Regions from separate parts of the Homo sapiens genome. Here regions 2 and 3 are each linked to region 1. The links are chromatin contacts, found by Hi-C or POLR2A ChIA-PET in ENCODE. All regions are on one chromosome and are shown on one strand. The core of a region is the stretch at or near the end of the contact, and the rest is flanking DNA. Distances in the headings are between cores, read along the strand shown. Region 1 holds the start of NAE1 (NEDD8 activating enzyme E1 subunit 1). Region 2 holds the start of LRRC36 (leucine rich repeat containing 36). Region 3 overlaps TK2 (thymidine kinase 2).

The links. A loop is a pair of places that touch in the nucleus more often than their neighbours do. ChIA-PET counts read pairs that join two places held with the same protein, here RNA polymerase II (POLR2A). Pooled maps may share reads with other maps.
Region 2: a loop to region 1 is called in a map with no recorded cell type, with 4 times the contacts of the local background. The contact joins the promoter of LRRC36 here to the promoter of NAE1 in region 1. A Hi-C loop is called at or near these places in 1 of 37 single-sample maps with no recorded cell type.
Region 3: a loop to region 1 is called in a pooled map, with 6 times the contacts of the local background. The contact joins the enhancer-like site here to the promoter of NAE1 in region 1. A Hi-C loop is called at or near these places in 7 of 50 pooled maps. POLR2A ChIA-PET finds 5 or more read pairs at or near these places in 2 of 52 experiments (BJ and activated naive CD4-positive, alpha-beta T cell).

The regions. Positions count from the first base shown.
Region 1 is chr16:66,829,456-66,832,834 of GRCh38, forward strand. It overlaps NAE1 (NEDD8 activating enzyme E1 subunit 1), which reads right to left and starts at 1,521. Exons shown (of 20, transcript NM_003905.4): 1 at 1,392-1,521. The coding sequence starts at 1,444. RefSeq lists silencers at 996-1,205, 1,216-1,275, 1,257-1,481 and an enhancer at 1,245-1,745.
Region 2 is chr16:67,325,198-67,328,576 of GRCh38, forward strand. It overlaps LRRC36 (leucine rich repeat containing 36), which reads left to right and starts at 1,618. Exons shown (of 14, transcript NM_018296.6): 1 at 1,618-1,735. The coding sequence starts at 1,666. KCTD19 (potassium channel tetramerization domain containing 19) reads right to left here and starts at 1,544. Exons shown (of 16, transcript NM_001100915.3): 1 at 1,508-1,544. The coding sequence starts at 1,510. RefSeq lists a silencer at 1,511-1,660.
Region 3 is chr16:66,515,338-66,518,716 of GRCh38, forward strand. It overlaps TK2 (thymidine kinase 2), which reads right to left. Exons shown (of 10, transcript NM_004614.5): 7 at 2,452-2,540; 8 at 1,799-1,878. Among named protein-coding and RNA genes, the nearest start is that of TK2, 33 kb to the right of the region's middle. Within about 2 kb of position 1,579, at least 33 of the 41 ENCODE cell types and tissues checked have a DNase peak (open chromatin) inside an H3K27ac peak, as active enhancers do.

The sequences.
Region 1 (3,379 bases), core at 271-2,770:
GGCAAATTACCTAACTTCTCCAAGACTCTGTTTCTCCAACTGTAAAGCACAGGAAATGGTTGCTTTCAAGGGTACTCTCAGAACTAAGTGCCTAAAGCCTCTACTACAGCACTAGGCTGGTGGCGCAAACAGAAGCTCCAGTCCTTGGGGACATATAACTTCTGTTGTCTCAGAGGCTCCAGGAAGGAGGAAAGCTGAGCAGCTTTGTTATCTCCACAGCCTCAAGACACAGAAGACGCTCAATAAATAAGGAATGGGTAGTGCAAGGAGAAAAGGCAAGGGTGGGGAAGTACCCAAGGACCCTCCTGATGGCTTAGGCCTGCACTGTCCATTAAGGTAGCTGCTAGCCACATGTACTACTGAGCACAAGCAATGAGGCTAGTGTTAACTGAGATGTGCTGGTAAGTGTAAAATACAATATTTATACGATAGTTTTGGGGGGGCTTTTTTGACGGAGTCTCGCTCTGTCACCCAGGCTGGAGTGCAGTGGCACGATCTCGGCTCCCTGAAACCTACACCTCCTGGATTCAACCGATTCTCCAGCCTCAGCCTCCAGAGTAACTGGGATTACAGGCGCGCACCACCACGCCCAGCTAATTTCTGAATTTTTAAATAGAAACAGGGTTTCACCATGTTGCCCAGGCTGGTCTCGAACTCCTGACCTCAGGTGATCCGCCCGCTTCGGCCTCCCAAAGTGCTGGGATTACAGGCGTGAGCCACCGTGCCGGTCCTCCAAGACAGTTTTAAAAAGGAAAATACTCATGACCAGCTTGGGGAAAGGTGGCAAAAACCTCGTTTCTACAAAAACAAAAATAAAAATAAAAATAAAAATTTAAGTAAAATATCTCAAGAACTTTTTATATTGTGTTGAAATAGTAATGTTTTGGACATATTGGGTTAAATTGTATTTAAAAATCAATTTCATCTGTTTCATTTTACCTTTAGTGTGGTTACTAGAAAATTTATAATTACATTTGCGGCTCACATGAGACTAGCATTTTATTTCCATTGGACAGCGCTGGCTGAGAACAAAACCTAACCCTCTGTGCCGCCCTCGCGGCCGGGATGCGGTGCGCCCCGGGCCTCCCCATTCGGAAAACGAGGAGCCTGGGCGCAACGGGGCCGGCAGCCGCCTTAGCTACCCGGCTGGCGCTGGGGACCCCGTCCCCCGAACTGCACACCGCGTGGCGGGGGAAGGGGTCCCAGCCCTCGCGGAGCACCTTTGGCCCAGGGCGGGAGCTCCGAGCGCCGGCTTCCCGCGCCCCGCACGGCCCGGCCCAGCCTGGAAGAAGGCCTGAGGAAGGCCCGACCGCGCCGCCCGCGCCCTTAGGCCCGGCCCGAATGCTGGAAAGCCCGCCGGCCCGCCCTCGGCTCGGTGAGCCTCGGCTCACCTCAGCTGCCGGTCGTACTTCTGCTCCTTGAGCAGCTTTCCCAGCTGCGCCATGGCCGCGCCTGCCGCGCGGAAAACAGCCGAGCCCCTGCGGAGCGCCGCCACCAGCTCCACAAGCGCGCAGGCGCACTGAGCGCCCCTTCGCCGCTACCGTCTCCTGCGCGCTGCCTGCAGGGGGCGCCGCACTGCACTGCGCACGCGTCGCCGGTACGCCGGGGCCTAAGCGGCCCTGGTACCCGAGCGGGTCTGGGGCTCTTGGTCCCCATCGGCCAGAAAGGCAGACCCGCTAGCCTGCCAATTTGCCCTCTGTCCATGCAGTAATTGGGGGCGACTGGGGCATTGGAATCAGGCATACTTGTATTTCGACCACTTAACTGGCTGTGAGATCTACTCTTTACCTCTCAAATCCTCAGTGTGCTCACCTGTGCAGTGGGGATAAATGGGTCCCAAGTGTCTTTTGACCTTAAATGAGATTTTGAATACAGGAGGCCAGACTCCCCCCAAATCTTGCATGAATAATAACTTTCATTTTGATGATCATTATTTTTCACCCATTTCTTCCTCTCATGAAAAGCCCACAAGCCTATTTTGAATCACAAAGCTAGGGGCTCCCTGCTGCAGATGCAGACAAGTCCAGGGCTCTGTTCTTGGAGAGTTTAGTCTCATGAAGGAAGAGGGACAGCAAACAAGCACTTACCAGACAATGTGGCCTTCCTCTAGATAGAGGGAAGCAGGGTGCTCAGGGGTGCACAGAAGAACCTCCCCAGTCCCCCTCTCCAAGAATGTTTCATGTGGTTTGGAGATGGAGGAGTGTTTTGTTTTGTTTTGTTTTGTTTTGTTTGAGACAGGGTCTCTCTCTATTGCTCAGACTGGAGTTCGGTGGTGTGATCTCAATTCACTGCAGCTTCAACCTCCCAGGCAGCAATCCTCTCACCTCAGCCTCCCAAGTAGCTGGGACTACAGGCATGCACCACCACACCTGGCTAATTTTTGTACATTTTTTGTAGAGATGGGGTTTCGTCATGGCCCAGGCTGGTCTCAAACTCCTGGGCTCAAGCGATCTGCCCGCCTTGGCCTCCCAATGTGCTGAGATTATAGGCATGATCCACTGTGCCCAGCTGGAAGGGTGTTTTAAGCATAAGGAACAGCAGGTGCCATCTCTAGGAAGCAAAGAAGGCATAGCAAGCTGTAGGTGCTAGAGTAAGTTTGGTCAGGTGAAGGATAGGGAGTGGTTGAGAAGGTTTGAGAGACAGTTGGGACAGGCTGGGTTCTGAAGACTGTGAACATAGATCCAAGGAGGAATTTAAAGTCCTCCACTTCCTGAAAAGACCCTCCTTTCAGGAAGAGAACGGCTGTCCTGTGGGGATGGGAGGCCAAGGAAGGAGGTTACCCCATGAGAACAATTGGGAGGGGGGTGGTGGTGCTGAAGACAAGGTGACCATCTGTGAGGGAGACGAAGACTCCTTCCCTGCTATCTCGCAGACCCTACAGGCACCTTCAGGTTAATAACTGCCTGAAATAAGGTGAAAATGAACACAGATCCCCACCCCCAATCCCCTAGGATGGGGACCAGAGAGATGGCACAGTTTGATGGTAATGATGCAGTGATGATGAATTGCACTTTGCCCTGGGCATGGTCTCCTGGACTAGGGTGAGAGTACACCTTCCCATACCTTCCCTTGCCCTTACCCAGCTCCCATGGAACACACTGATGGGAAACAGAGGTGTGAGGCTTTCCCAGCTCATCATGTGTTTGTGCTGTCACATTTCCTTCTCCAAGTGGACAGGTAAAATATAAGGGATAATAAAATACACTCCGGGAAAGTAGGAAGGTCAAAAGGCAGCAGATGAGAGTTCACTGCTTAGTTTCTCATACCTATGGACTTCATGAAAGGAAACACCCACAAATTTGGTAGAAGGCTAGTCATATTGCCCGTGAAGAAGTAAATGATTTTGAAAAGGTTTGTGTTGGTGTTGTCTGTAAAATGA
Region 2 (3,379 bases), core at 368-2,867, 500 kb after region 1:
TCTTTTTTTCTTTTTTTTTTTTTTTGAGACGGAGTCTCGCTCTCTAGCCCAGGCTGGAGTGCAGTGGCACGATTTTGGCTCACTGCAAGCTCCACCTCCCGGGTTTACGCCATTCTCCTGCCTCAGCCTCCAGCCTCCTCAAGTAGCTGGGACTACAGGCGCCCGCCACCACGCCCGGCTTTATTTTATTTTATTTTATTTTATTTTGTTTTATTTTTGTATTTTTAGTAGAGATGGGGTTTCACTGTGTTAGCCAGGATGGTCTCGATCTCCTGACCTCGTGATCCACATGCTTCGGCCTCCCAAAGTGCTGGGATTACAGACGTGAGCCACCACGCCCAGCCCACCCTCTTTTCTTGTTAAGGATAGGGTGTGACAAGAGGGTCCTGGCTCCTTCTTACATACATGTCCCATCCACAGGTGGGCTCTTAAGTGCCTGCTGGAGTGAGGGTAGGGGTTAGGGATGCGGCTGTTCTTTCCCAAAGACTACTCAGGGGCTGGTTAGTGCAGAGCTATCGCAGCCTGGCGACAGCCCTCAGTCACAGGCAAGCTTAGGGGAACCTGTGGTGCTTGAAAGACAAAAGGCTTCTTGCCGGACTGACTTCAGGAAACGGGGTAGCCCTAAAGCAGTCATCCCCACCCCATTACAAAGAGCTTCTCTCTTTCCCACGCTGATCCTTCTCCCCCGAAGAAGCTCCGTCCAAGTAAATTTCTTACCTTTTTTTTTTTTTTTTTTTTGAGACAAGGTCTGGCTCTGTCACTCAGGTCGCCCAGGCTGGAGTGCAGTGGTGCAATCTCGGTTCACTGCAACCTCCACCTCCCGGGTTCAAGCGATTCTCCTGCCTCAGCCTCCCGAGTAGCTGGGACTACAGGCCGTGCCACCACACCCGGCTAATTTTTGTATTTTTAGTAGAGATGGGGTTTCACCATGTTGGCCAGGCTGGTCTTGAACTCTTGACCTCAGGTGATCCGCCCACCTCGGGCTCCCAAAGTGCTGGGATTACAGGCGTGAGACACCGCGCCCAGCCCGTCCAAGTCAATTTCTAGAGCTAGAACTTCCTCATGCTCTAAAGACAGGACCCCAACTCCTCAGAGCCAGGATTCCCAACCTTTCAGATCTGGAGCTCCCCATCATGCCTTAGAGTTCTGTCCCCACGCTCCAATCCTTCAGATTTGGATCTCCCCTTCACACACACCCTCGCCTTGCCCCAAAGTCAGCATCCCCCAGCGCTGAGATATGAAGACCACCCCGTCAAAGGGGCACACGCCCAGCCCTCAGAACCGGAGTCCCCCACATCCTCAGAGCCAGAACACTTCATCCCTCAAGACAGAGCGTTATTCTAACTCCTCAGAGCCAGCCCCCCAAATCCTTCCCGGCTGGGGGCCCCTCGCTCTCTCCCATGCCCCAGAGCCAGGTCTCGAACCACTTAGCCCCAATCCTTGGCCACAGCGGCCCCCATTCGCCGCTTTGGTGCTTTTGGCGCCCCCGCCAGAGCGGGCTCCGTACCATGGTCGCGGCTCCAGCAGCGGGCGGGCGGGCTTGTGACCCGGCCAATAACGGTTCCCGGGGTCGCGGCGGCGCGCGCGCGGGGGGCGGGGCAGTGGGCGGGGCCTGGCGTGCGCCGGGTGGTCTCGCGGGCGGTGGCAGGTGAGCGGCGGGCGGGGATGGCGGAGCAATGGGAGCTGGACGAGGAAGGCATTCGCCGCCTGGGGGCGCTGACGCTGGAGCAGCCGGGTAGGGTCTGGCCGGGAGGGTGTGGACTGGGAACGTAGGGTCAGAAGCTGTGGAAAGAAAACTGAAGTGGAAGGCGGGGAACCTGAGATAGAGGCGAGGGAACCACAGAGAAGCGGTACCTGAGGCTGGGGGGCGGGGGGATAACTTGAGGCAGAAGGTTAGAGGGAGGTGGAGGTGGAGGAACTGAAGTAACGGGAGGGTGTGGGGCAGAGCCCGAGGAATTGAGAGAGAAGAGGGGAGTGTGAAGTAGGGAAGGAGAAACAAGGTTAACAGGGGACCCTGCCGCAGGTGACAGAACTGCGGGGGGCGGTGGCTGACCGCTGTAATCCCAGCACTTTGGGAGGCGGAGGCGGGTGGATCACCTGAGCGTGGCCAACATGGTGAAACCCCGTCTCTACTAAAATACAAAAATTAGCCCGGCGTGGTGGTTCAAGTCTATAATCCCAGCTACTCGGGAGGCTGAGGCAGGAGAATCGCTTGAACCCGGGAGGCGGAGGTTGCAGTTAGCCGAGATCGCACCACTGCACTGCAGCCTGGGCGACAGAGCGAGACTCCATCTCAAAAATAATAATAATAAATAAAATAAATAAATAATAAAATGTCTATTAGACATCCAAGTGTAAGGTACCTAGTAGGCAGTTGGATATATGGGTCTGGACCTCAGAGGAGAGGTCAGGGTTAGAGATGAAAATTTTGGAGACATTAGCAATAGGTGGTATTTAAAGCTACGGGAGTGGATGAACTCAGCTAAGGAGAGAATGTCGATGGAGAAGTGAAAGAAAGCTTAAGACTCAACCTTGGAATATTTCAGTGTTTAGAGGTTGTATAGAGGAAGAATGTGGTATCTTGGAATTTGAGAAGGGGTAGTGTATCGAGCAAGCAATGGCCAACTGTGCCAAATGCTATTGACAGGCTGAGCAACTTAAATGCAGAGTGTCTGTTAGATTTAGCAACATGGAACTTACTGGTGACCTTGACAGAGGGAGTTTTGGGAGGGTGGGGAGGAGGGAAACCAGATTGGAGTGGGATGAAAAAGGGAAATGATATTTGAGGGGAAGAGACAGTGAAAGTAAGAACTTTTGCTGAAAATTTTAGCTGTAAAAGAGACTGCAGAAATAGATGGTAGCTGAAGCGTATGATGTGCAGTCAAGAACAGAACAGGAAGGATATACTAGAGCATGTCGGTAGTCTAATGATTAATTTGGTAGAGGGGGGAAATATGTAATATTTACTCATTTTGACTGTTAAAATAATTCAATTAATTTATTCTGTGGGTAATATAATAATTGTACAGTGAGGGCCAGGCGCGGTGGCTCACGACTGTAATCCCAGCACTCTGGGAGGCCGAGGCGGGCGGATCACGAGTCAGGAGATCGAGACCATCCTGGCTAACACAGTGAAACCCCGTCTCTACTAAAAATACAAAAAAAATTAGCGGAGCATGGTGGCGGGCGCCTGTAGTCCCAGCTACTCGGGAGGCTGAGGCAGGAGAATGGCGTGAACCCAGGAGGCGGAGCTTGCAGTGAGCCGAGATCGCGCCACTGCACTCCAGCCTGGGTGACAGAGTGAGACTCCGTCTCGAAAAAATAAATAAATAAAATAAAAATTGTACAGTGAGAAGAAAGTCTTTACTCCCCCATCCCC
Region 3 (3,379 bases), core at 329-2,828, 310 kb before region 1:
TACCCCCTCAACAACTCGTAACCTATAGACCCTCCAGACTATAAAGACCACCAACTGCAGAAAGCCTGATGCAGCGGAGCCCAAGGGAAAAGGGGCACAGGCCCTCCTGAGCCATGGGGCCTGCATGCCAGGCAGAGCAGATACTCGTGCTCTCCCAGGCACAGAGTGGGATGGCTCCTCACACAGATTCCACTCGCCATCCCAGAGGCTCGCGTGTCAACTCTGCAGCAGCCTTTACATCTCCTGCCCAGCTCTCCCTTGGCAATAGGAGCCAGATGTGTCCCATGGACCTGGTCAAACCCTTAAGACAATGGCTTGGATCACGGCTTGGACGGCCCCCAGGCTTGGGGAGCATCTGGGTCACTGCACAGAGCTGCTGTGCGCATCACAGCATGGTCCAGCCTGGCCCCATTCCACCACATTCCATCTTCCTAGCATTCTTGTCTCCAAGATTTCAAAGGAGCTGCCCAGAGTGACGCCTGGGCCCTCGTGGCAGGAATGCATCGTGCTGGCACCAAGGAAAAACAAGGCTGAGCAGGATTTCAGGAGTTGGATAGGCTTCCCAGGGCCCCCAGTCCAGCCTATCCTGAGCTCAGAGCCCCTGACACCCCACTGAATGCTTGCCCAGCCTCTGTCTCCCTCCAGTGGCAGCTTCTCACATGGGACATTCAGTTCAATACTAACTGAGCAACTACTAGGCACCAGGCCCCAAGGCACATGCAGAGGACACGGAGGGAATAAGACCCAATCTTAAAAAGCTCACATTAGTGAGGGATGGGGAACAAAGGTATAAACAAATAGTGTCAGTATGCTGTCCTAAGGCCCATGATCACAGAAAGCCAGGGGGTGGGTTTGGGGGGGGTTACAATGGAAGGAAGGTCAGGGGTGGCTTCCTGGAGGAGGTGACATCTGAGTAACACTTTAAAGACAAAGGAAACGACTGTGCAAAGGCACATTTGCATAACTCCACTGTGTATGTGGTTGTTTGTGTGTGGCCACAACTAGTTCCTTATAGCCAGAGCATAGAAAGTAGGGAATGGAGGATGATAACGCCAGAGAGGCAGTTGGGGCCGGGTCATAAGCCGTATTACAAAGTGGGGACTGCATTCTAGCCAGCAGCAAGGCACTGAAAGGTTCTGGGCTGGGAAATTGCACGAGTGGTGATGAGTATTGGAAATATCAGCCGGGCGGCAGCCTGGAGGCCAGATTTTGAAGGGAGATGCAAGGAGGGAAGGGCCAGGGCGAGATGCACAGCCCGGGCCTATACTGGCAGAGTCCCCATGAGAGTCAGTGTGGCCTGAGCAGAACTCAGAAGGGCATGGCATCTCTCCAGTGGGCAAACACCACTAAGCATGAGCACCGCCTCCGTGCCGGGCACTGTGCTAAGCACTAGGGATGCAGCAGTGAACAAGAGGGCTGGGTCCTGCCCTCCTGGAACTCGCATTCTAGGGAGGACACAGAGAGCACAAGGCCAGGCAATCTTCAGGAGGCAGAACAGACAAGCCCTGGTGCTGCCAAGATGGGGAGGGGCAGGTGGGGAGGGGAGGGGAACGCCTCCAAGCAGGAGGGTTGCCAAACTGTGAGTCAGCGACCACAGGAAGCCAAGCAGATCTGGACATCCACGTGGGTCTCTGGCCAAACAGGAAGTCAGAGTTCACCCTCTGATACACTTGGTTCCTGTTCTCTCTCTGCAAACAAGGGCACAATGATCTCATGGGGGTGGGGCCGGGAGAGGAAGCCGGGTTGGACAGAGGTGGTTTCCCAGTTTGTCTTTAACCAAGTCAAAGAGGCCTCTTACCAGCGGAATGACCTTCTCCTCTTCCCTGCATCTCTTCTTTAACCTCTGGTAACAAGTCTCAGGATTGGTCCGAAGGTAAACTGAGGTTAAAAGAATACGTGGCTCTCAGGACTCTGCTCATGGCTTGGAAGCAAAGCAGGCACACAGGCAAAGGCGGGAGGAAGGTCTGCACAGCTCGAGCAGGAAGCAGGGAGGGCCAGCTCTTGGCTTGACCACTGACCCTCCGCCTCGACTTTCATTCTCTTTCAGTGTCAGCGGCCCCGTGGGGTCGTTTTGAGGCTGAATGGGATTCTGTTCATAGACAGAGCTCAAAACAGGCCTCACACCCAGCAGGTCTCAGTGAATGTTCAGGCTCTGTCCTTCCTGTTCCTTTGCAAACTAGAAAAACCCATCAGATCACAGTGGATTTGGGTCTGAAAGTAGCTGAGCCAGGGAGGGAAGTTTAAAGAACAAAGGCCAGGGTTCTTCTCCATGAGAGACCAGAAGTCCCGAATTCTGTCTGCCCTCAGGGAGAAAGCTGAACTCCCATGGGGAAGGAACTGCCAAGGGCAAGTGCCTCACCCACTGCCCCCAAGGGTTGGGGCCCAGCCAAGCACATCCTCAAGGGACCCAGGAGAGAGACAAGAGAGGGAGGTGGGAGGGGTGCATCTCACCTATCAAATCAACAGACACGTCCATGTTCCTCAAGATCCAGTCAAACCATTCCGACAGAACTACATAGTCCACTTCTGGCATCTTCCCACTGCAATGAGAGTTGTAAGGGCTTATTCACCTAAGAGAAAACTTCTGGGCTATGCAATTCCCCCAAAAGGATCTTGAGACGGCTCTCAATGAAAGGAGTCACCAAGGGTACCAGGGCACAGTGTGATCCGTGCAATACTGGACATGCAGTGACAAGGACCCTAAGCATTCCCGACCTCCTGCTGCCTGGGAGCGGCTTATGGCACAATGCTGCAAGGGCCATGGCACGGAGTGATGGGAGAATTCACTTGGGATTGGAACTCTAAGCAGAGAAAGGGACTTTAAAGCTTGTACCCTGAGAACAGAGACAGTGCTCAGGTTAGGCAATGAATCAGCAAACCAATTTCACTTCTAGAAATTTATTTTGTGGACCAGGGTGGTGGCTTATGCCTGTAATCCCAGCACTTTGGGAGGGTGAGGTGGGAGGATCACTTGAGGCCAGAAGTTCAAGATCTGCCTGGGCAACATGGAAAGACCCCCATCTCTACAAAAACTACAAAAAAATTAACTAGGGGTGGTGGCGCATGCCTATGGTCCTAGCTACTCGGGAAACTGAGGCAGGTGGATCACTTGAGCCCAGGGGTTTAAGGCTGTAGTGGGTCATGATCATGCCACTGCACTCCAGCCTGGGCAACAGAGTGAGACCCCTGACTCAAACAAAACAAAAAAATTTATTTTGTGAAAATAATCATGATGCTCACCGCGGCACTGTTTAAACCAATAAAAAACTAAATCTTGGTAAATCTATATAACAGAAAATTCACGCAGTAACTGAAGGATGATATTGTAAAATAATATTTAATGGCATGGAAAAATTTCAAATCTAATGTTCAGTGAAAG